Linked DNA regions of Homo sapiens: region 1 is linked to region 2. The links are chromatin loops, found by intact Hi-C in ENCODE. Cell type or tissue: sigmoid colon. All regions are shown on one strand. Links, peaks and the distances in the headings refer to the core of each region. The heading gives the core; the rest is flanking DNA.

Region 1 (8,000 bases), core at 1-8,000, 170 kb after region 2:
TGTCCTCCCCTCTGCCGGCCCTCTGGACCTTTCTCAAGGGAGCTGGGAACACCTGGGGGGAGGCCAGGCCAGTGGGCCCAGGTCTGCCTTGGGCACTGTTGTGTTTCCAGAGGCAGGTGCACTGCTTGGCATCTGCTGCTTACAAAACAAGACAGCAACGAGCCTCTCCCTGCTGGGCCTGGACAAGCCCAGGAGAAGTTGCTGGTTTGTGGGAACAGGGAGTGCTCCCCACCCCATGCCAGCCATGGTGGGCCCTCACCACCGCACTTGCTGGGATTCCGGGGGCAGCGACTGCTGCAGGAGGGTCTTCCCCAGGAGGTCTAGGTCGTCCAGACCGCTGCTTGCTGGCAGGGATGTCTGCGCTGGGGGTCGGCTTTCCATACTGGGGGCCTGGGCCAGAGCAGGGGCTGGGGGCTCAGTGGCATCCGACGACTGTGGGGAAAAGGATGCAGGTGGGGTGGGGCTGTCTAGAGAGGTGTCAGCATCACCTGATCCTGCCCTGAGGCTCAGTGTCCTCCTTGCAAATGACATCTGGGAAAGCAGCCACAGAGGTGGGGACCCCAGACCACCCATGTCCATGATGCAGGGTGGCTGGGTCTGGTTGGGGGTTCTACAATCCAGGGACCTCTGTCACCCTCAAGGGAAAGGAAGAGGGATTGCCCATCTCAATCCCAATCCCAAAGGCTGGGCTGCAGCCCCAAGGCTGAGACTTGGGGAAGATACAGCTGGAGGTAAGGGGAGGCCCTGTACCCTGGGTGGGTGTCTCCAGGCCCCTGGGCCACCCCCTGGCCCTGGGCTCTTGAGTAGAGCCCATCCATCCTTTTAGTTTCTCCAGGCCACTTGTCCCAGCTGCCCTGACCCTGGGACTGGGACAGGCCAGACTAGTTTGTGGTCCCCTCCTACCTGGAAGCTGTTCCATCCGGTACCATCCAGGCTTGGGCCTGAAGGGGGTGTGGGGTCACTGAGGCCTGAGGGGAAAGCAGGAGAGAGGTGAAGGAGCTGGGCTGACCCTGCAGAGGCCAGAGAGCCGAGGGGCCATGTGTGCTGGCATGGGGCTCCCTACCCCTTTCTGAGGCTCAGCACGGAGGGGAGAAACCCACATTTTCAGAGGGAACCAGCAGCAGAGCAGAACCAGTAACCAAGATCCCGGCAACCCCTTGTGCTGACCCCACACACGCTTCCCCTCTTCCTGGCCAGGCCACTCCAAAGCTCTGTGCACACAGACAATAGACATCAGGACTTTCATCTTCACTCGTCATCTGGCAGCAGAGAGCCTGCAGGGCTGGGCTGCAGGGAGAAGAGGTTCCTTTCCTCACGCATCCAGGCAAGGGGAGAGCAGCTCTGTGCCTGCCACTGGCCCACTCGAGGGACGCCTGCTGGGTGACTGTGGGCTAGGCACTGTGCTGGCTGAGCCACAGTGTCCCCAAGAATACGAGGACAGGGCTGGACTGGAGGCGACGCTGAAGGCCCTCTTGGCCCTGGCACATGCCAGTGAGGCTCACTGGTACTATGGAGGGCTGGGGATCCCTGTGGATGGCCCTAGAACTAGCTGCCGATGGGAAGGAGGCAGCAGGTCACCAGCCAGCCTGACCTCTGCCTGCCCTGGAATACTGTCAGCCAAGTTCACCCCAAATCTGACCTAGAGAAGATAAGGGATCTTGTTTCCAACAAATCCTGAAAAAGTGAGGTCCAAACCGAAGTGCTACCTGACAGGCAAAGGCAAGGGTACCAGGAAGCTGTGACAGTGGGTCCCTTCTAGATGCACTTCTTAGAGGCCAGAGATAAAGTGCACTGATGATGCCCTAGATGCTTCAGGCCCTTCAGATGCTGGTCTTGCTTAATCCTCAAACAACCTTCAAAGGTAGGGGTGAGCTTCTCAGCCCTCTTTTAGGGATAAGAAAATGGACTCAAAGTTGGTAAATAACCTGCCCGAGAACACACAGCTAGAAAGTGGCAGAGTCTGGACTCAGACAGAGCATGGCCTGACTGCCAGCATTTGAACACAACTCTGCCACTTGGCTGTGTGATATTGGGGGGTGACAGCCTCATCTGTAAAATGGAGACACCAGCCAGGTGCAGTGGCTAATGTCTGTAATCCCAGCTATTTGGGAGGCTGAAGCTGGGGTTTGAGATAAGCCCTGGCAGCATAGAGACTCTACCCCTAAAGAATAAAAGGAAAAAAAATTAGCCAATGCCTGTGGTCCCATCTACTTGGGAGGCTGAGATGGGAGGATTAGTTGAAGCCAGAAGTTTGAGACCAGCCTGAGCAATATAGTGAGACCCCCATCTCAAAACCAAAAAGAGGTGGGCGCAGTGGCTCATGCCTGTCATCCCAGCATTTTAGGAAGCTGGGGTGGGTGGATCACTTGAGGCCAGGAGTTCAATACCGGCCTGGCCAACACAGGTGAAACCGTGTGTCTACTAAAAATAAACTAATTAACCGGGTGTGGTGGCACACACCTGTAGTCCCAACTACTCAGGAGCCTGAGATGGGAGGATCACTTGAGACGGGGGAGGTTAAGGCTGCCTGAACACCCTCCTTGAGGGACAGGAACCTGTCTCCCACCCCTGCCGTGAAGAGTGAGGACCAGCCCCCTGTGTGGCCCCAGGGCCTCCTCCATTCCCCAGGCCCAGGCTGCAGGCTGCCCTGGCACTTCCGGCTCCTGTGCCCCCATGCTTTGCCTCTGAGAGGAAAACAGAAGGAAGCTGGTGGCTCAGAACTATGCCAGTGCAGTGCGGGGACAGGAAGTGCGGCTGCATCTCGCTTCTCTTGTGGAGGTGGTGCTGCAGCTGCTGGCTGGGGGCTGGTGGCCCTGCAGTACTTCCCCACCCACTGCCCCTCAGGTAGCTGCCACCCAGGGCTGGCTCCACAGGGGAAGATAAACCTTGTATGAACGTTCCTGTCCCTTGACCGTCCTTTACTTCTCTGTAGAATGGGGTAAAGGTCCTCTCCCTGCGGTCACCCTTGGCTCTGAATGAAGAGGGGGCGGCTGCATGGGGCTCGTAAGCAGCTTCAGGGAGGGTGCTGGCTGCTGGGTTCACAAAGGGAGCTCACAACTGGGCCTCCTTTCCCCTCAGCTCTCCTTCCCCTTCAGCTCTCCCTCCACACTCCGGGTCCTCATTTCCTTTTCCTTGCTTATGAACAACGAGTCAGAGCAGCCCAGCTGCTCAGAGTGTGGCTTCAGGATCAGAGCCCAGCTCAAGTCCTAGAGCCCTTTCTGCACAAGTCACCCAGCCTTTCTTTTTCCTTTTCTTTTTCTTTTTTTTGTGAGACGGAGCCTTGCTCTGTCAACCAGGCTGGAGTGCAGTGGTGCCATCTCGGCTCACCGCAACCTCTGCTTCCCCAGTTCAAGCAATTTTCCTGCATCAGCCTCCCCAGTAGCTGGGACTACAGGCATGTGCCACCACGCCCAGCTAATTTTGTATTTTTAATAGACATGGGGTTTCGCCATGTTGGCCAGGCTAGTTTCAAACTCCTGACCTCAAGTAATCCCTCTGCCTTGGCCTCCCAAAGTGCTGGGATTCCAGGCGTGAGCCACCGCGCCTTTCTGTGCTGCCGTTTCCTCATTGTGCAGTGGGGCTATTAACGGCACCTGCCTGCAGAGACCGTGAGGGTCACCTAAGACAGGACAGAGTGCAGTAGTGGGCACCACCAAAGGAAGCACTCCTGGAACCCAGGCAGACCCCGCCCAGGGCGCCCCGGGTCCCCATCACTTCTTCAAGGCCTTCGGGTCTGGTTTTTGCTTCAGAACTGGCTCAGGAAACCACAGTCTGAATCTTGGCTTCCAACATATCCCTGAGGATTCCTTTGATGTGGCCCTAACGTATCTGCTCTTCATCCCTTCAGTGGCTCTCAGGAGGAGGCTGTTCTGATCTCAGCTCTCGGATGGGGCTGCTGCCCTGAGAGCAGTTGGAAACCCAAAAATGGTTTGGGCAGCTGGGAACGCTTTGCTGCTTCCCCCCGGGGAAGCCTGGCCCCTGCTGGGCTCTGGAGCCGGAGCCTGCCCGGGAGTAACAGCAGGCCTGGCCCTGGACCAGCTTGGATCACCGAGTCCCTCGCGCTCTGGCCTCGGCTTCTCTGGAGCCTCTGGGTGCTCTGGAGCCCAGAGCCCTCCCTCTCCTCTTGGTGGATGAAGAAACTGCTGAACTTTTGCCCAGACAGTTCTCAATTCCAGGCTCTAACCTGTTGCGGGGAAATCCCCTGGTTTCCCCCCAGGCTGCCAGAGCCTGAATGCTGGTTAGCTTATCCGAGGCCGGCTTAGAGGTTGCCAGCCTCACCCTCTGGCCGTGTGGCCTCGCACAAGCTCCTAACTTCCCCGAGCCTCAGTTTCCTCAGTTGTGAAGTGGGCCTAATGCTCATCCACGTGCCCCACAGGATCCACACCTGGGGTACGTGGTTCCGCTAGCTGTGAGTGGGCCCTGGGATCATGCCCCATCTGCTGCTGAGCCCGCCCTCCTCCAGGCCTGGCCCCTTCCTCACCCAGAGACATGAGCTCGTCGTCAAGCAGGGAAACTGAGGCACTGGGCTGCTCAGGGCTGGCCTGCTCGCCAGGGCGGGTGGGCATAGCTGGGTAGGTGGTGCCCGCAGGCGGGAGATCCAGGCCTGAGAGATCCAGCAGGGCCGAGGTGCTCCCTGGGGTGGGAAAGAAGAGGCTGGCAAGTCCTGGGTGTACACGTGTCTCTCAGAGTCCACAGGGGTTGCGGGGGAGCAACACCTAACCCCCGATGCTTTACCACTGGTCTCCTGCCTCCCCTTCCTTGGCCACACCAGCCCCTGCCTGGAAACTGCTCAACAGGACCTCTCTTTGGCATATGATGGTACTTCTGTCCGGAATGTATTTCCTTCTTAGCTCTACTGGGCAAACTGCTACCCATCCTTAAGGCCCTGCTGAAACTTGGCTGCTTCCGTGCAGCGCCTCCATCTCCACTTCTCCCTAACAGAACCAATTCTAACCCCTTTTGTGACCCCCCAAGGCTGCCATCTTACCCTTATTAGACCTGAGTCTGTAATGTTTACTTTTCTAACCCCCCTCGCATTTTCTGATACATAAAGCCTCTGGGGTGTCATCTAGCCCTATACAACAGGTGCCAGATTTGTCAAATGAAAGAATGCCTTCCTTCTTCTGCCTGTCCTCACCAAACCCTCAGCTCCCCCACCAGACTTCTTCCCCCACAGCTGCAGGCTTGGCACAGACTTCACCCCCAGCTCCCTCCCTGGGGCCTTCCCCATCTTAAGGGGCCAGGGTCACCCTGGCAGTCATTCCAGCCGCTCTGAGACCAGCACACCACCCTGCACTCTCTGTGCCCCTCCAGCCTGATGGGTGCCCTCCCAGCTCTCCTGCCACCTCCTCACCAGGGATGGAGCCGGCTGTGGCATCACCGTTGACCTCCTCACCCCGCACCAGCTGCTTATACAGGTTGATCACCTGGGTGAGGTTGTCATTGGCCTGCAGGATCTCCGCTGGAACAGGCAGGAGGGGAGAGGCCAGGCTGAAGGACTGTGGGGGCCTCTGGGCGGCAGGGGACGAGGACCCCACATCCATCACAGCCTGTGTGTGAGGGGAAGGGAAAGGGGCAGGGAAACAGCCCATCTCGTCTGCTGAGACTCTGGCCCTCCGCCACCTCCCTGGTCTCACCTCCCACCCTTCCCTCATTCACTCCCTGCCATACTGCCTGGGCTGTCTCAACACACTGGGCCCGCTCCCGCCTCCAGGCCTCCACTCCAGCTCTGCTCTCTGGCTGCCCCAGATCTCTGCATGGCTTCATCCCTTACTGCCTTCAGGTCTTCACCCAAGGCTCACCTCAGGGAGGCCTGTCCTAAATCCCTCCTGCACCACCTCATCCCTTCCCTGCTTCTCTTCCTCCATGCCACTCACCACCGTGACGAACTGTCGGTGCTCATGGACTTGGTTATTGTCTGTCTCCTCTCACTAAACTACCATGAGGAAGTTTTTGTCAACCTTTTTTTTTTTTTTTTAATATAAATATATTTGAAATAGAGACTGGGTCTCTCTATGTTACCCAGGCTGGTCTTGAACTCCTGGACTAAAGCAATCCTCCCACCTTGGCCTCCCAAAATGCTGGGATTACAGGTGTGAACCACTGCACCCGGCGTTTTGCAAACTTTGATCAGTGCCAGATCCCTGAGGGCCTAGAACAGTGCCTGGCACCAATCAGGCCCTCGGCAACACTGCCTTCCCCAGGTGCCAGGGTGTGGGGCAATCTGGGCAGTGAGCCTTGTGGGTGGGGCTCCTGCTTAATGAGGGAGTGGATGGTACCCAGACCGCAGCCCAAGTGGCCCAGGCTGACACGTGGGCAGAGATCAAGGAAAAGAACCTGGTATGTGGCCCTGGCAGAAGCCGTCAGGCTCAGGTCTGGAACTGCCTGGGCTGTGGGATGCACTCTTAGCTTCCATTCACCCTCATTAGGGAGGAAGGTCTGGGGGCAGATGGCCCTCCGTCTCCCCTGGCTCTGCCACTGTTCTGCTCTGTGATCTGGGCAAGTCATTTTCCTCCCTTAGCCCCAGTTGTGAAAAGGGGATGGGTCTGCCTCCTGTGCAGCTGCGGGTAGTAAATAAGATGCCTGTTAAGGGGGCTGGCCCACAGGGCCTCTCAACAGGGGGGCGGCCCCTGCTCTGTGTCCTCAGAGAGGAGAAACCCAAGGTCGGTGCTGGAGAAGGGGGCCCCCTGGTGGTGGCTCCTTCCAACTGCAGATACTTAGCAGGGCCTGGGGGAGGTGGGGGCAGGAGGTGGAGGGAGAGGGGGGGACCTGACCTCAGCACCTGCCCTGGGCTCACCTAAGGCCTCATCATTGTCCTCTGTGTCACTCGCCAGTCGGAAGAGCGTGGGCCGCATCCGCTCACAGCGCTGGTACAGTTCCTGAGGGCAGCAGGATGGGCGGGTCAGGGTCCGCGTGGGCTGTGGAGTGGGCAGGGAGTGGGGTAGGCAGGGAGGCAGGTGCACCTTCATGAGGTCCTCGCTGCTGCCAGCTGCTGCGCCGCCCTGGCTGTGGCTCATCACCATCTCCGTGAGCAGTTTCACATTGTTGTTCACCTCCTCGATGGCATTCACCCTCTTCGAGATCTTCTCCATCCGCTTCTGGTCCTGGGGACACATTGGCCAAGGGCCCCTGAGAACCTTTGGCCTGGACGAGGCACTGCCCCCTGCCACTTGAGAGAATGTGTGCTGGGATCTGGGTTGACAGCTGGGTGACTGTGGGATCACACTCTGGGTGGGGCTCCAGCAGGCCCTGCCAGGAGCCCCTCATGCCTAGGAAGGGCACGCTGGTCCAAGAAGCCCCCAGTGCCCAGGCCTCTGCACAAGCTCATCAGGATCTTCAGAGATGGCCCAGGAACCTGGGTTTCCAAACCCCTCACCAGGTGCTTCTGAAGGCCCAGGGCCCTAGACCTCCACTGTGGTTCTCAGTGACTCTTGCCCTCCTTGTGTTTGCCCTTTCAAAGGAGGTTCCTGTACTTCATAGTGCAAGGGGACCTCTGTGGTCACCAGGTACAGCCTGGAAACGAGCAGGAAGACCCTTCCAGTGTCTGTCGGTGCCTGGCAGATGGGGGAGCCCGTGCCTTCAAAGGCTGCTTTTGGGAGCAGCCCGGCTTTCCCCTGCCCCTCCGCTTACTGTGCGTGCCCCTCCTTTGCAGAGTGAAAAGTGGCCTCACACAGTCCTCCCACCTTGGCCTCCAAAGTGCTGGGATTACAGGCATGAGCCACCACATCCAGCTTTGAAACTTTTTTTTCAGCACTTTGGGAGGCCGAGATGGGAGGGTCATTGAGCCCAGGAGTTACAGACTAGTTTGGGCAACAAAGGGAGATGCTGTCTCTACAAAAAATAAAATTAGCCGGGCGCTGTAGCGTGTGCCTTTGGTCCCAGCTACTTGGGAGGTTGAGGTGGGAGGATCGCTTGAGCCCAGGAGGTCGAGGCTGCAGTGAGCCATGATCGTGCCACTGCACTCCAGGATGAGATCTTGTCTCAATTAAAAAAAAAAAGTT
Region 2 (16,645 bases), core at 4,730-12,729:
CTATGTTGGCCAGGCTGGTCTCAAACTCCTGACCTCAAGTGATCCACCCACCTCAGCCTCCCAAAGTGCTGGGATTACAGGCATGAGCCACCACGCCTGGCCCCTTGTTCTACTTTTTGCTCCCTTCTCACTACTGAACTTGACTAGTCTAAAAAAAAAATGGTTCAGATGAATCCCACTACTCGGTATATATCCAAAAGGAAGGAGATCAGCATATTGAAGAGATATCTGCACTCCCATGGTAATTGCAGCACCATTCACAATAGCCAAAATATGGAGTCAACCCAAGCGCACATCAATGGATGAATGGATGAAGAAAATGTGGTATATAAACAAAGGGAATATTATTCAGCCACCAATAAGAAGGAAATCCTGTCATTTGCAACAACACAGATGGAACTGAAGGTCATCATATTAACTGAAATAAGCCAGGCAGAGAAAGACAAATATTGCATGTTTTCACTCATACATGAACACTAAAAAAGTGGATCTTTGCCAGCCTGGTCACCGTGGTGAAACCCCATCTCTCCTAAAAATACAAAAATTAGCCGGGCGTGGTGCCAGGCGCCTGTAATTCCAGTTACTCAGGAGGCTGAGGCAGAAGAATCACTTGAACCCAGGAGGTGGAGGTTGCGGTGAGCCCAGATTGCGCCATTGCACTCTCCAGCCTGGGCAACAGAGCGAGACTTCATCTCAAAAAAAAAAAAAAAAAAAAGGGGGATCTCGGCCTGGCGCAGTGGCTCACACCTCTAATCCCAACACTTTGGGAGGCCGAGGCGGGAGGATCACCTGAGGTCGGGAGTTCGAGACCAGTCTGACCAACATGGAGAAACCCCGTCTCTACTAAAAATACAAAATTAGCTGGGCGTGGTGGCGCATGCCTGTAATCCCAGCTACTTGGGAGGCTGAGGCAGGAGAATTGCTTGAACCCGGGAGGCGGAGGTTGTGGTGAGCTGAGATCGTGCCATTGCACTCCAGCCTGGGTAACGAGTAAAATTCCGTCTCAAAAAAAAAAAAAAAAAAAGGCTGGGCGTGGTGGCTTACGCCTGTAATCCCAACACTTTGGGAGGCCGAGATGGGCGGATCACGCGGTCAGGAGATGGAGACCATCCTGGCTCACATGGTGAAACCCCGTCTCTACTAAAAAACCCCGACTCAAAAAAAAAAAAAAAAGTGGATCTCACAAAGATGGAGAGTAAATTGGTGGTTACCAGAGGCCAGGAAGGATAGCAAGGAGGGGAGGAAGAAGAGAAGCTGATCAATGGGTACAATATACAGTTAGCTAGAAGAAATAAGACATAGTGTTCCATAGATCAGTAGGGTGACTGCAGTTAACCATAACCCACTGTATACTTCAAAAATAGCTACAGGAGAATAATTTGCATGCTCCCAGCATAAAGAAAAGATAAATGTTTAAGGTGATGGATATCCCAGTTCTTCTAATTTGGTCATTATGCTTTCTATGAATAAGCCGTCTTGTCACCCCTGTCTCAGGTGAGCGGCAACTATCTGAGGCCAGTAGCCCAGGAGTAAGAAGAATTTACCAAGACAGTTATAGGTAAAGAAAGGCACATTTATTAGAGAAGGTATGAAAATATGTTGCAGCCGGGAGTGATGGCTCACGCCTGTAATCCCAGCACTTTGGGAGGCTGAGGCGTACAGATCACCTGAGGTCAGGAGTTCAACACCAGCCTGGCCAACATGGCAAACTCCATCTCTACTAAAAATACAGAAATTAGCCGGGCGTGGTGGCACATGCTTGTAGTCCCATTTACTTGGGAGGCTGAGGCAGGAGAATCCCTTGAGTCTGGGAGGCAGAGATTGCAGTGAGTCAAGATTGCGCCATTGCACTCCAGCCTGGGTGACACGGTGAAAACTTGTCTCAAAAAAAAAAAAAAAATAGAAAAGGCCGGGTACGGTGGCTCACGCCTGTAATCCCAGCACTTTGGGAGGCTGAGGCAGGTGGATCACGAGGTCAGGAGATCAAGACCATCCTGGCTAACACAGTGAAACCCCATCTCTATTAAAAATACAAAAAAATTAGCCGGGAGTGGTGGCACGTACCTGTAGTCCCAGCTACTTGGGAGGCTGAGGCAAGAGAATGGCGTGAACCCGGGAGGCGGAGCTTGCAGTGAGGCGAGATCGCGCCACTGCACTCCAGCCTGGGCGACAGAGCGAGACTCCGTCTCAAAAAACAAAAAAAGAAAGAAAAAAAGAAAAAGAAAATGCGTTGCAAATTTGCAACAGGCAGCACAGCAGAGAAGGGGCTGTCTGCAAGGAGACAGAGGCTTGCTAGGGACGGGACAGGATGGTGCTCGTGCTGTATGCTGGAGAGGGCTTTACGCAGTACTGATAGTGCCGAGGTTGCAGTGAGCTAATTTGCAATTTTCTGTCAGCTGAGCGTCTGGTGATGGCTGGTTGCAGGAAGATTGTGAATTATTTGTGCAGGAGGGCATGTGTTCTGGAGCATGAAGAAAGGCACACTTAGAGCTTACCTGCTTTCGCTTTTTGCTTTCCCTCAATCTCACCAGTTCAACTCCTCCTTCCTAATTAGGACTCCACAACCCCCTCTCATAGCCCCTGTCCTTTCCTTCTTAGCACTTTTCACAAAATCACACTTTACAATGACAGCAGTGCCCATCTTCCCCACTAGAGACTGAGCCCCACGAGGCAAGCACGTGTCTGTTCCTTTCACACCCAGCACCCAGCAAGCAAATAAACAATCTGCACCCGCCTGGGCCTTTCCCACTTCCAAGGGGCTTTGACGTCCACACTTTGAGTCAAGATTCACACTCTGTGAGGACGGGGCAAACGGCAGGTGGAGGCACCCGAGGGGAAAGGAGCAAGGCTTGAGATAGAGGCGGGGGTGGGGGCGAGGGAGAGGCGGGGGGCAGCAGATGGCCCCTCACTCAGGGATGGAGGGGTGGCTGCTCTAGCCTGGGTGCTGGGTCCCCTCCTCTCAGCCCAGTCCTGTGATTCCTCTTAGAAACCTGCCAGAAACAGGGGCTCTCCCCTCCTCCTGTCCAGGCTAGGTGTCACTTAGATTCTCAAAACTGAAAAGTAATCAACATTTGAGGGCCCCAGGAATATAACAGAGAGTACAGTCAATGGGGATTTTTTGTTTTTTTCTTTTTTTTAATTTTAATTTTTGTGGGTATATAATAGATGTATATATGTATGGGATACATGAGATTTTGTTTTGTTTTGTTTTGTTTTTGAGATGGAGTCTTGCTCTGTTGCCCAGGCTAGAGGGCAGTGGCATGATCTCGGCTCACTGCAACCTCTGCCTCCCGGGTCAAGCGATTCTCCTGCCTCAGCCTCCTGAGCAGCTGGGATTACAGGCACGCGCCACCAGGCCCTGGCTAATTTTAGGATTTTTAGTAGAGACGGGGTTTTGCCATGTTGGCCAGACTGGTCTCGAACTCCTGACCTCAGGTGGTCTGCTTGCCTCACCCTTGCAAAATGCTGGGATTACAGGCATGAGCCACCGCGCCTGGCTAGAGATGTTTTGATAGAGGCACGCAGTGTGAAATGAGCACAGTCAATGGGTTTTTACAGACGACTCCTCTTCCTTTCCTCACACTGCTGTGCAGCGACTGGACAGTGTTCCCCTGCCTTCAGCTCTCTGCCCAACACACCGGGCCCTCAGCTGGGGGCCTCGCGTGGTTATATGTTGGGTATGGAGGGATTCTGCTCACATCCCCCAGCCCCAGCCCTATTATGCGATGGGTAACTGTGTGGGTAACTGTGTGGGGAGGCAGAAAAATGGCCTGTAAATATGACCACATCCTAATCTCTGAAACTTTCAAAAATGTTCCTTTAACGGCAAGGGAGAACAAAGGTTGCTAATCACCCGGCCTGGAGATGGGAGATGATCCTGGATTATCCTGGTGGGCCCAGTGGAATCACAAGGAATTTTTTTTTTTTTTTTGAGACGGAGTTTTGCTCTTGTTGCCCAGGCTGGAGTGCAATGGCACAATTTCAGCTCACTGCAACCTCCATCTCCTGGGTTCAAGCTATTCCCCTGCCTCAGCCTCCCGAGTAGCTGGGATTACAGGCATGCGCCACCACGTCTGACTAATTTTATATTTTTAGAAGAGACGGGGTTTCTCCATGTTGGTCAGGCTGGTCTCGAACTCCTGACCTCAGGTGATCTGCCTGCCTCAGCCTCCCAAACTGCTGGGATTACAGGCGTGAGCCACCGTGCCCGGCCAAGGATCCTTAAATGGGAGAGAGGGAGGCAGAAGAGTCAGAATCAGAGACAGTGTCCTGAGAAAGGCCTGCCCACTACTGCTGACGTTAGGATGGAAGGACCCATGAACCCAGGAAAGCAGGCAGCTTCTGAAAGCCAGAAAAAAAGGCAAAAACCAGATTCTCCCTTAGAGCCTGCAGAAGAAATGCATACCTGCTGACTTGTTGATTTTAGTTCAGTAAAATCATTTTGGACTCCTGACCTCCAGCTCTGTAAGATAATAAATGTGTGTGTTTCAGCCGCTGAGTTTGGGGTAACTGGTTAGAGCAGCAACAGGAAAAGAATCCACTGTTGTTGATGGAGATTTGAGTTGTTTCCACTTTCTTCTTTTTTTATAGAGATGGGCGTCTCACTATGTTGCCCAGGCTGGTCTCAAACTCCTGGGCTCAAGTGATCCACCCACCTTGGCCTCCCAGAGTGCTGCGATTATAGGCGTGAGCTGCTGTGCCTGGACATTTCCAGTTTCTTGCTTTGCAGACAATGTCGCTGTGACTTTCCTACTGCAAGTGCCCTGGTGCAAAGGGGAAGGAGCTAGAAGTATACACAGCTTCAGCATTACCAGGTAGTGCCACCTCCTTTCCAAACTGCACCTGCCCCGGGTTGCCATATGGACAATGGACTAGGGAAGGGCAGAAGAAGGCAGTGAAACCATTAGGGGCCATCTCAGTGATCCAAGTTCTGAATTAAAGTGGTGGCCGTGGGGGTGGAAGGAAGAGGCAGATATGAGAAATATTGAGGAAAAGTCCTTGCTAAAGGGTTGGCTGTGGGGGGTGAGGGAAGAGATGGAAGGACTCCCAGGCATCTGGAACAGAAACAAAGATGGCGCATGGCCCGGCACGGTGGCTCACGCCTGTAATCCCAGCACTTTGGGAGGCCGAGGTGGGCAGATCACTTGAGATCAGGAGTTTGAGACCAGCTTGGTCAATATGGTGAAACCCTGTCTCTACCAAAAACACAAAAATAAGCTGGGTGTGGTGGTGGGCGCCTGTAATCCCAGCTACCCTGGAAGCTGAGGCAGGAGAATCGTTTGAACCTGGGAGGCAGAGGTTACAGTGAGCTGAGATTGCACCACTGCACTCCAGCCCAGACAACAGAGTGAGACTCTGTCCAAATAAATAAATAAAACCAACAACAACAAAAAGAAGAAAAAAAAAAAGGCGGGCACAGTGGCTCACGCCTGTAATCCCAGCACTTTGGGAGACCAAGGTAGACGATCACCTGAGGTCAGGAGTTCGAGACCAGCCCAGCAGACATGGTGAAACCCCATCTCTACTAAAAATATACAAAATAGGCCGGGCGCGGTGGCTCACGCCTGTAATCCCAGCACTTTGGGAGGCTAAGACGGGTGGATCACGAGGTCAGTAGATCGAGACCATCCTGGCTAACAAGGTGAAACCCCGTCTCTACTAAAAATACAAAACAATTAGCTGGGCGTCGTGGCAGGCGGTTATAGTCCCAGCTACTCAGGAGGCTGAGGCAGGAGAATGGCATGAACCCGGGAGGCGGAGCTTGCACTGAGCCGAGATCGTGCCACTGAACTCCAGACTGGGTGACAGAGCGAGACTCCGTTTCAAAATAAAATAAAATAAAATAAAATAAAATAATTTTTAAAAATACAAAATTAGCCAGGTGTGATGGCACACGCACGCCTGTAGCCCCAGCTACTCGGGAAACTGAGATAGGAGAATCACTTGAACCCGGGAGATGGAGGCTGCAATGAGCTGTGATCTCATTATTGCACTCCAGCCTGGGTGAGGCACAGCAAGACTCTGCCTCGTAACAAAACAAAACAAAACAAAACAAAACAAAACAAAACAAAACAAAGATGGCCGGCCTTCTTTTGTCCTGCCCTGGCCACTGGCTGTCCTGGTTCCCCCCTCCTCCTTGACAGCCTCACCCTGTGGAGGCTGACCTCTCACCTGCTTCTCCCAAGTTAGGAAAACCCATCCCATGTGGGTTAGAAGTCAAATGAACAGAAAGACAAACACACATTTCCAGACAAAGAAATAAAAATGCAGGTGACAGTTTAACAGTTAAACTTTAACTGATCTAACTGAACTAAACCTTAACTAATTTCCAAGTTTGTTTTTGTTTGTGTTTCTTTTTCTTTTTTTTTTTTTTTCTGAGATGGAGTCTCGCTGTCTCCCAGGCTGGAGTGCAAGATGGTCTCGATCTACTGACCTCGTGATCCCCTCGCCTGGGCCTCCCAAAGTGCTGGGATTACAGGCGTGAGCCACCGCGCCCAGCCTGTTTGTGTTTCTTAAGACAGGTCTTCTCTGTAGCCCAGGCTGGAGTGCAATTATGGCTATTGCAGCTTTGAACTCCAGGGCTCAATCGATCCTCTTACCTCAGCCTCCCAAATAGCTGGGACTACAGGCACATGCCACCACACCAAAAATACTAATTTTGGTATTTTCTGTAGAGACAGTGTTTCACATGTTGCCCAGGTTTGTCTCAAACTCTTGGGCTCAAGCGATCCTCCCACCTTGGCCTCCCAAAGTGTTGGGATTACAGGTATGAGCCATTTCCAAGTTTTAAAGCACCATGGCACAGACTGAGGGTTTTGAACCCACAGACATAGTTTAGCCTCTTGCATGGACGGCGTCCTTTGGAAGGCCATGCGGCTCTCACATAGAGGAGGCTACATGTGCAGACCTGGAAAAATGTCTATGATATATTAATTGACAAAAGGAAGCTAAGAAAAATATGGGGGGACCTCATTTTTATAAAATAGGGATATTAGAGAACTACATACAGGTATGTAACAGTAGTTCCCATTTATTGAGCAGTTACTATCTGCCCACACTGTGCTAAGTGATCTATCCGTAGGTATTAACATTCGGTCTTTTGCTGTTGTTATCACTTCATTTGACAGGTGGGGAAGGAACTTACCTAAAGCAGTCCAATTCCATGCTCTTTTTTTTGTTTTGTTTTTTTTTTTTTGGAGACGGAGTTTCGCTCTTGTTGCCCAGGCTGGAGTACAATGGTGCAGTCTCAGCCCACTGCAACCTCCACTTCCCACGTTCAAGTGATCCTCCTGTCTCAGCCTCCCAAGTAGCTGGGATTACAGGCACCCACCACCACGCCCAGCTAATTTTTGTATTTTTAGTAGAGACGGGGTTTCACCATATTGGCCAGGCTGGTTCCGAACTCCTCACCTCAGGTGATCCACCCGCCTCTATCTCCCAAAGTGCTGAGATTACAAGTGTGAACCACCAAGCCTGGCCTTTTGTTGTTGTTGTTGTTTATTTGTTTGTGACACAGGGTGTCACTCTGTCACTAAGGCTGAAACACAAATCATGGCTCACTGCAACCTTGAACTCCTGGGCTCAAGTGATCCTCCTGCTTCAGCCTCCCAAGTAGCTGGGACCACAGGTGCGCATCACCACGTTCAGCTAATTTTTAAAATTTCTGTAGAGATGGGGCCTCACTATATTGCCCAGGCTGGTCTTGAACTCCTGGCCTCAAGTGGTCCTCCCAGCTTGGCCTCCCAAAGTTCTGGGATTACAGGAAACTCCATGCTCTTAATCAACTCTCAAAACTGCCTTTCTCTTAACCTGGCAGGAGGTGGGCAAATTTGTGGCTAGTCTGGGGACCGCCAAGAGAAATGAGATTGGGCCCCAGTTCCTCTCTCCTGATAGGATTAGCTGCTATCTGACCCATCAGGACAGTCCTGTCCAGCTGGCAGAGAGGACACTCATGCCTCAAAGGAAATAACTCACTCCATGGGAAGTAGATGTGGACAGGTGACCCAAGCTCAGTGCCAGAGGCCAGGCATTGGTGAGGGACACAGGTGCCATGTGTGGTTTGGGCTGAAAGTCCTGTTGGACCTGCCCACTCTGGCGTCATTTCCTTTTTCTTTCTTTCCTCTTCTTTTTTTTTTTTTTTTTTTTTTTTTGAGATAGAGTCTGGATCTGTCATCCAGGCTGGAGTGCAATGGCGCAATCTCGATCGCGGCTCACTGCAACCTCTGCCTCCCAGGTTCAAGCGATTCTCCTGCCTCAGCCTCCCAAGTAGCTGGGATTACAGGCATGCACCACCACGCCTGGCTAATTTTTGTATTTTTAGTAGAGATGGGGTTTCACCATGTTGGTCAGGCTGGTCTTGAACTCCCGACCTCAGGTGATCCGCCCACGTCGGCCTCCCAAAGTGCTGGGATTACAGGTGTGAGCCACTGTGCCCGGCCTAAGTTTTGTATTTTTAGTAGAGATGGGGTTTCACCATATTGGCCAGGCTGGTCTTGAACTTCTGACCTCAAGTGATCCACCTGCCTCAGCCTCCCAAATTGCTAAGATTAAAGGTGTGAGCCACTGCGCCTGGCTTGGCATCATTTTCCTTTCAGGGAGCTGAGCTCCTGGAGTGAACTGAGAGGACTGCCTCGGGGCCCACGCAGTGCACCACTAGGCCTTGCAGAGTAGGACTGGCCTTCTTTGGACAGAGTGAGTCCTTGGGATTCCCAGACTATTCTGGAAGAGACCTCAAGAGGGAGATGCTGGGCTTCTTAACAATAAATGAATGAGGATGCAGGAGAGATTGGTTAAAAAAGCAACCGCAAGCACTGTGGCTAGGGTTGTTCTCCAAGCTGGTGAAGTGGCCCGTGAGTGCGTGTACATGTGTGGACACTCCATGTTCATAGTAATGATTTTCTCTGAGAAATGGATTTGGGTCACAGTGCACTGTTATTTTTTACTTTATACACTTCTTTTTGTTTGTTTGTTTGGTTTTTTTTTTGTTTTTTTTTTTGAGACAGAGTCTTACTCTGTCGCCCAGGCTGGAGTGCAGTGGCGCAATCTCGGCTCACTGCAAGCTCCGCCTCCCGGGTTCACGCCGTTCTCCTGCCTCAACCTCTCCGAGTAGCTGGGACTACAGGCGCCCACCACCACGCCCGGCTAATTTTTTGTATTTTTAGTAGAGACAGGGTTTCACCGTGGTCTCGATCTCCTGACCTCGTGATCCGCCTGCCTCGGCCTCCCAAAGTGCTGAGATTACAAGCGTGAGCCACCGCGCCCAGCCTAGTTTATACACTTCTATACTGTTTTAGTTTATAAACAATAAGCGTGTCTTTTTTTTTTTTTTTTTTTGAGACTGCGTCTCACTCTGTCGCCCAGGCTGGAGTGCAGTGGCACGATCTCGGCTCACTGCAACCTCCGCCTCCTGGTTCAAGTGATTCTCGTGCCTCAGCCTCCCAAGTAGCTGGGATTACAGGCACTACTTGCCACCACGCCTGGCTAATTTTTGTATTTTTAGTAGAGAGGGGTTTCACCATGTTGGCCAGGCTGGTGTTGAACTCCTGACCTCAGGTGATCTGCCAGCCTCGGCCTCCCAAAGTGCTGGGATTACAGGCGTGAGCCACTGCGGCTGGCCATGTGTATTACTTTTTTTTTTTTTTTTTTTTGAGACAGGGTCTCTCTCACTCCAGTTGCCCAGACTGGAGTGCAGTGGCTTGGCTCACTGCAGCCTCTATCTCCCTGGCTCAGGAGATTCTCCCACCTTTGCCTGCCGAGTAGTTAGGACTTACAGGCACGCGCCACCACGCCTGGCTAATTTTTTGTATTTTTCGTAGAGACGGGGGTTTCACCTGCCATCATGCTCGGATAATTTTTGTATTTTTGTATTTTTGTAGAGATGCGGTTTCACTGTGTTGGCCAGGCTGGTCTTGAATTCCTGACCTCAAGTGATCCACCTGCCTTGGCCTCCCAAAGTGCTGGGATTACAGGTGGGAGCCACCATGCCCGGCTGGGAAAATATTTTCTCCTCCATGAACCATACTCTCAATGCACTAACTGGTGCTGTGACAAGCACCAGGGACAACAGGGACTGCTCTCTGGTGAGGGCCATGCCCAACTGGGGCCCAAATGCAGCTGGCATCAGTCCCTGCAGGTATTCACATATGCTTTGGTGCTGGCTGGGGGTGGAGCACACAGCGCTGCTTGCAGGGAGGAGTGGGTTTCTTCAGAAACGTTTAGGGCCCTTCCCCCATAGACATTAAAGATGTTAAACATACCTTAGGAGGCAATGTGGGCTGGTAGGAGAAGCACCCAAATCTGCTGTGTGACCTGAGGGCATTTGCTAATCCTCTCTGGGCCATGTGGGTGATCCTGTAAACTGAAGGTTTGGATGGACTTCTTCTATCTGCTAGAAGTCCCAAAGTCTAGCATAGTGGTGAGGCCCAAGTACTGGAGGTCCAGGTTGTATGGTTTCAAATCCCAGCCCTTCCAAGTCATAAGTATGAGGGTCTTGGCAAAAATAATAATGACCCTTCTGTGCCTCAGTTTCCTCCCCTGGGCATTATAGTAATTGGCGATAATAATGGCATTTGCCTGATAGAGTTTTCTTGAGGACTAAATGGATATGTATGTTATAAATACATACGTGTGTACATACTCTGTATGTAGCAAATGATAGATATCATATGAGTTATATATCATTATATATCTCACTTAGAAGTTCCTGACACAGGCCGGGCATAGTGGCTCATGCTTGTAGTCTTGGCACTTTGGGAGGATGAGTGGGGGGTATATCACCTGTGGTCAGGAGTTCGAGACCAGCCTGGCCAACATGGTGAAATCCTGTCTTTACTAAAAATACAAAAATCAGCCGGGCATGGTGGCACGTGCCTGTAATCCCAGGTACTCGGGAGGCTGAGGCAGGAGAATCACTTGAACCCGGGAGGCGGAGGTTGCAATGAGCCGAGATCGCGCCACTGCATTCCAGCCTGGGAGACAGATCTCCGTCTCAAAAAAAACAAAAAAATGGAATTCCTGACACAAAGTAAGTGCAGTTTAAGTATTAGCTGTTTTAGTATTAGCAGTTAAGTATTAGCTGTATCATCCTTGGTATTTCAGACACCTGGACAGAAATGACGTGTTTACCCAAAACAAGGCAGCAGAGGTTCATGACCATGTTAAGTATCTTTGTTTTTGGCTAAGCTTTATATCCATTCAGTGTGGGAGCAATGGATTTTCTTCCACTGATCCAAAGCTTTGATTGGCAGTTCCACGTGACTTTACTTGAGTTTTTACTGTTTAATTTTTAAAAATTTATTTGTAATTAATTATTTTTTTGAGACGGAGTTTCACTCTTTTTTTTTTTTTTTGAGACAGAGTTTCGCTCTGTCGCCCAGGCTAGAGTGCAGTGGTGCGATCTCGGCTCCGTGCAAGCTCCACCTCCCGGGTTCACGCCATTCTCCTGCCTCAGTTTCCTGAGTAGCTGGGACTACAGGTGCCCGCCACCATGCCCAGCTAATTTTTTGTATTTTTAGTAGAGACAGGGTTTCACCCTGTTAGCCAGGATGGTCTCGATCTCCTGACCTCATGATCCACCTGCCTCGGCCTCCCAAAGTGCTGGGATTACAGGCGTAAGCCACCACGCCCGGCCAAGTTTGACTCTTGTTGCCCAGGCTGGAGTGCAGTGGCACCATCTCGGCTCACTGCAACTTCCACCTCCTGGCTTCAAGTGATTCTCCTGACTCAGCCTCCCAAGTAGCTGGGATTATAGGCGCCCGCCACCATGCCCAGTTGATTTTTTTTGTATTTTTAGTAGAGATGGGGTTTCACCCTGTTGGCCAGGCTGGTCTTGAACTCCTGACCTCAGGTGATCCACCCACCTCGGCCTCCCAAAGTGCTGGGATTACAGGTGTGAGCCACCGCGCCTGGCCTATTTTTAATTTATTAATAATATTTTTGAGACAGGGTCTCGCTCTATTGCCCAGGCTGGAATGCGGTGGTGCATGTAACGTTCACGTGCTCAGTGTAACCTTGAACTTCTGGCTCGAGCAATCCTCCTGTCTCAGCTACCCAAAGTATTGGGATTATAGGCAGCAGCCACTGTGTCCAGTCTTAAGTTCGTTTGTTTGTTCCTTTGTTTGTTTGTTTTGAAACAAGGTCTCTCTGTGTTGCCCAGGCTGGAGTGCAGTGGCACAATCACGACTCACTGCAGCTTCAACTTCCCAGGCTCAAACAGTCCTCCCACCTCAGCCTCCCCAGTACGTGGAACCACAGGCCTGCCACCATACCCAGCTAATTTTTTCTATTTTTTTTTTTTTTTTTTTTTTTTTTTTTTTGTGGAGACAGGGTCTCACTATATTGCCTAGGCTTCAGCTCTACTTTTTTTTTTTTTTTTTTTTTTTGAGACAGAGTCTCGCTCTGTCGCCCAGGCTGGAGTGCAGTGGCGTGATCTCGGCTCACCGCAACCTCTGTTCCCGAGTTCACGCCATTCTCCTCCCTCAGCCTCCCAAGTAGCTGGGACTACAGGCACCCGCCATCACGCCAGGCTAATTTTTTTTTGTATTTTTAGTAGAGACGGGGTTTCACCGTGTTAGCCAGGATGGTCTCGATCTCCTGACCTCGGAGCCCTAAGTTTTTAAAATGTAGGAATCTCTTCTTAATGTAGTTTGTTTGAAAGACCAAAAGCTCTTTTTTTTTTTTCTTTGAGATGGCATTTTGCTCTTGTTGCCCAGGCTGGAGTGCAATGGCACGATCTCGGCTCACTGCAACCTCTGCCTCCCGGGTTCAAGCGATTCTCCTGCCTCAGCCTCCCGAGTAGCTGGGACTACAGGCGCCCGCCACCGCCACCATGCCCAGCTAATTTTTTGTATTTTTAGTAGAGATGGGGTTTCACTATGTTGGCCAGAGTGGTCTCGCAGGTGATCCGCCCGCCTCAGCCTCCCAAAGTGCTGGGATTACAGGTGTGAGCCACCACACCCGGCAGGCCAAAAACTTTTTTTCTTTTTTTGAGACAGGGTCTCACTGTGTCTCCCAGGCTGGAGTGCAGTGGTGCAGTCATAGCTCGCCACAGCCTCAACCTCCCGATTCAGGTGATCCTCCCACCTCAGCCTCCCGAGTAGCTGGGACTACAAGCCACCATGCCTGGCTAATTTTTGTAATTTTTTTTTTAATTGATCATTCTTGGGTGTTTCTCGCAGAGGGGGATTTGGCAGGGTCATAGGACAATAGTGGAGGGAAGGTCAGCAGATAAACATGTGAACAAGGGTCTCTGGTTTTCCTAGACAGAGGACCCTTTGGCCTTCTGCAGTGTTTGTGTCCCTGGGTACTTGAGATTAGGGAGTGGTGATGACTCTTAACGAGCATGCTGCCTTCAAGCATCTGTTTAACAAAGCACATCTTGCACCGCCCTTAATCCATTTAACCCTGAGTGGACACAGCACATGTTTCAGAGAGCACAGGGTTTGGGGTAAGGTCACAGATCAACAGGATCCCAAGGCAGAAGAATTTTTCTTAGTACAGAACAAAATGAAAAGTCTCCCCTGTCTACTTCTTTCTACACAGACACAGCAACCATCCGATTTCTCAATCTTTTCCCCACCTTTCCCCCCTTTCTATTCCACAAAACCGCCATTGTCATCATGGCCCGTTCTCAATGAGCTGTTGGGTACACCTCCCAGACGGGGTGCTGGCCGGGCAGAGGGGCTCCTCACTTCCCAGTAGGGGCGGCTGGGCAGAGGCGCCCCTCACCTCCCGGACGGGGCGGCTGGCCGGGCGGGGGGCTGACCCCCCCACCTCCCTCCCGGACGGGGCGGCTGCCGGGCGGAGGGTCTCCTCACTTCTCAGATGGGGCGGCTGGGCAGAGACGCTCCTCACCTCCCAGACGGGGTCGTGGCCGGGCAGAGGCGCTCCTCACATCCCAGACGGGGCGTTGGGGCAGAGGCGCTCCCCACATCGCAGACGATGGGCGGCCGGGCAGAGACGCTCCTCACTTCCTAGATGGGATGGCGGCCGGGAAGAGGCGCTCCTCACTTCCCAGATGGGATGGCGGCCAGGCAGAGACGCTCCTTACTTTCCAGACTGGGCAGCCAGGCAGAGGGGCTCCTCACGTCCCAGACGATGGGCGGCCAGGCAGAGGCTGCACTCTCGGCACTTTGGGAGGCCAAGGCAGGCGGCTGGGAGTTGGAGGTTGTAGAGAGCCGAGATCACGCCACTGCACTCCAGCCTGGGCACCATTGAGCACTGAGTGAACGAGACTCCGTCTGCAATCCCGGCACCTCGGGAGGCCGAGGCTGGCGGATCACTCGCGGTTAGGAGCTGGAGACCAGCCCGGCCAACACAGCGAAACCCCGTCTCCACCAAAAAAATACGAAAACCAGTCAGGCGTGGCGGCGCGCGCCTGCAATCGCAGGCACTCGGCAGGCTGAGGCAGGAGAATCAGGCAGGGAGGTTGCAGTGAGCCGAGATGGCAGCAGTACCGTCCAGCTTTGGCTCGGCATCAGAGGGAGACCGTGGAAAGAGAGGGAGAGGGAGACCGAGAGGGAGAGGGAGACCGAGAGGGAGAGGGAGGCCGAGAGGGAGAGGGAGGCCGAGAGGGAGAGGGAGAGGGACTGGGACTGGGACTGTAATTTTTTTTTGTAGAGACTGGGTTTTGCCATGTTGCCCAGGCTGGTCTCAAACTCCTGGGCTCAAGCGACCCGCCCACCTCAGCATCCCAAAGTGCTGGGATTACAGGCGTGAGACACTATACCTGAGTTCAAGTGATTCTCCTGCCTCAGCTTCCCTAGTAGCTGGGATTACACGTGCCCACCACCACGCACGGCTAATTTTTTGTATTTTTAGTAGAGGTGGGGTTTCACCATGTTGGCCAGGCTGGTCTCAAACTCCTGACCTTGTCATTCGCCCACCTTGGCCTCCCAAAGTGCTGGGATTACAGGCGTGAGCCACCGCGCCTGGCCTCACCTCAGCCTTTCTAGTAGCTGAGACCACAGCTACACCACTGCACCCATCTAATTAAAAACAAACAAACAAACAAACAAACATTTTCTACAAATGAGATCTCACGGTGTTGCCCAGGCTGGTCTTGAACTCCTGGCCTCAAGCAATCCTCCCACCTTGGACTCCCAAAGTGCTGGGATTACAGGCATGAGCCACAGAGCCGGCCTGTAACAAGACTGAAGGGAGGCCCATCTCATGCATGAGCATGAAAGCCCAATCGTCATGCTTATGAACGACAAAAGGATCATACAGCGAACATTTACTGGACATTGCCCTTAGTGCTCCACAGGTACTGTCTCATATAACACTCACCATGTCCCTGTCATTTTCCACATGTAAGAGGTGAGCGAACTGAGGCCCAGAGAGGTTGAGAGACATAAGTGGGTCACACAGGTAACTGGCAGGCGGTCTGCTGTGCACATGGGGGGCATATACAGGCATGCACATGGGCTGTGTATGTGAGCAGGAGTGTATAGAATGGGGCAGCTGTGAGCACAGGTGTTCATGAGTGCATATATGGCTCTGTTTACATGCTGTGGACGTGGGTGTGCCCAGCATGAGTTTTTTACAGTCTTGGCAGGCTCTGCTTCCCCAGCCTGGAGCACCCTCTCTCCTTTGGTCCCCCGATTACACCTATTTATCTTTGAAGCCTCGGTGCAGGCGTCACCTGTCCTGTGCAGCCTTCCCTGGCTCCTCTGGCCGAGTTAGTTGCACCGGGTCAGTTGCATCAGCTCTCCCTGGTGTTGCTGTCTCTCCCCTTGCCCTTGCAGGGTGAGCGCAGGGACAGGGCGTGTCCCTTCATGTCTGTGTCACTCAGGTGCCTGGAACAGGCTTGACCAGGATATTAACAGGAATAACAGCTGCTACTCAGACTCAGTGGGCCTGGCCACGCTCAGGGCCTCACTTAATCCCATTTCTTCATCTCATCTCAGGTGAGGAAGTGAATTTCCAGGGAAGATCATTGATTGAAGCAGGTGTGTGGCAGAGCCAGCCAGTGAGCCCTGAGTTTGGTGCCAGCCCTGCCACTCCCCTACCATGCTCCGTTCAGGACTATTTTAGTATTTTTTAAAACTTTATTTTGGAATAAATATCACATGCACATGGGAAATAGTGCAGAACATATGAAAGCATTTAACACTGAAATGTGTCCCACCACCCCTGTCCCCTGGCCTTCTGGCTCCCTCCCCGAGGAGGCAACCACTATTCCCAGGGTCTTGTGTGTCCAGGGCCCCTTCACACTGGGTTCCCTCACCCTGGGGGTGTGTGTGCACAAATGTATGTGTGCAAATCCTTCTGGAGAGGTTTAAGCATGAATAAACACAGATGCAAATCTGCACAGGACACAGTTTCCTTTTTTTTTTTTTTTTTTTGATACAGAGTTTTGCTCTTGTCACCCAGGCCGGAGTTCAATGGCATGATCTAGGCTCACTGCAACCTCTGCTTCCCGGGTTCAAGCGATTTTCGTGCCTCAGCCTCCCAAGTAGCTGGGATTACAGGCACTACTTGCCACCACGCCTGGCTAATTTTTGTATTTTTAGTAGAGACGGGGTTTCACCATGTTGGCCAGGCTCGTCTCAAACTCCTGACATCAGGTGATCCCCCGTCTCGGCCTCCCAAAGTACTGGGATTACAGGTGTGAGCCACCACACCTGGCCCACTTCCTTCTAATGCT

What was found. Peaks named below come from ENCODE experiments on the same cell type or tissue, not always from the same donor. Only the 100,000 strongest peaks of a DNase experiment are listed, where the experiment ranks them.
Region 1: a loop joins it to region 2, with 4 times the contacts of the local background. A loop is called at or near these places in 21 of 110 quality-filtered maps.

What each region holds. Positions count from the first base shown.
Region 1 is chr22:37,622,430-37,630,429 of GRCh38, reverse strand. It overlaps GGA1 (golgi associated, gamma adaptin ear containing, ARF binding protein 1), which reads right to left. Exons shown (of 17, transcript NM_013365.5): 8 at 6,963-7,103; 9 at 6,797-6,878; 10 at 5,354-5,461; 11 at 4,481-4,633; 12 at 904-968; 13 at 260-432. Among named protein-coding and RNA genes, the nearest start is that of SH3BP1, 13 kb to the left of the region's middle. In sigmoid colon, for the core only: a CTCF peak has its summit at 6,695 (motif pointing left); DNase peaks (open chromatin) are centred at 4,049, 6,254 and 6,659; H3K27ac peaks cover 2,992 bases.
Region 2 is chr22:37,784,099-37,800,743 of GRCh38, reverse strand. It overlaps LOC124905159 (small nucleolar RNA U13), which reads right to left and starts at 15,218; the gene lies at 15,111-15,218. In sigmoid colon, for the core only: a CTCF peak has its summit at 8,729; a DNase peak (open chromatin) is centred at 8,723; H3K27ac peaks cover 223 bases.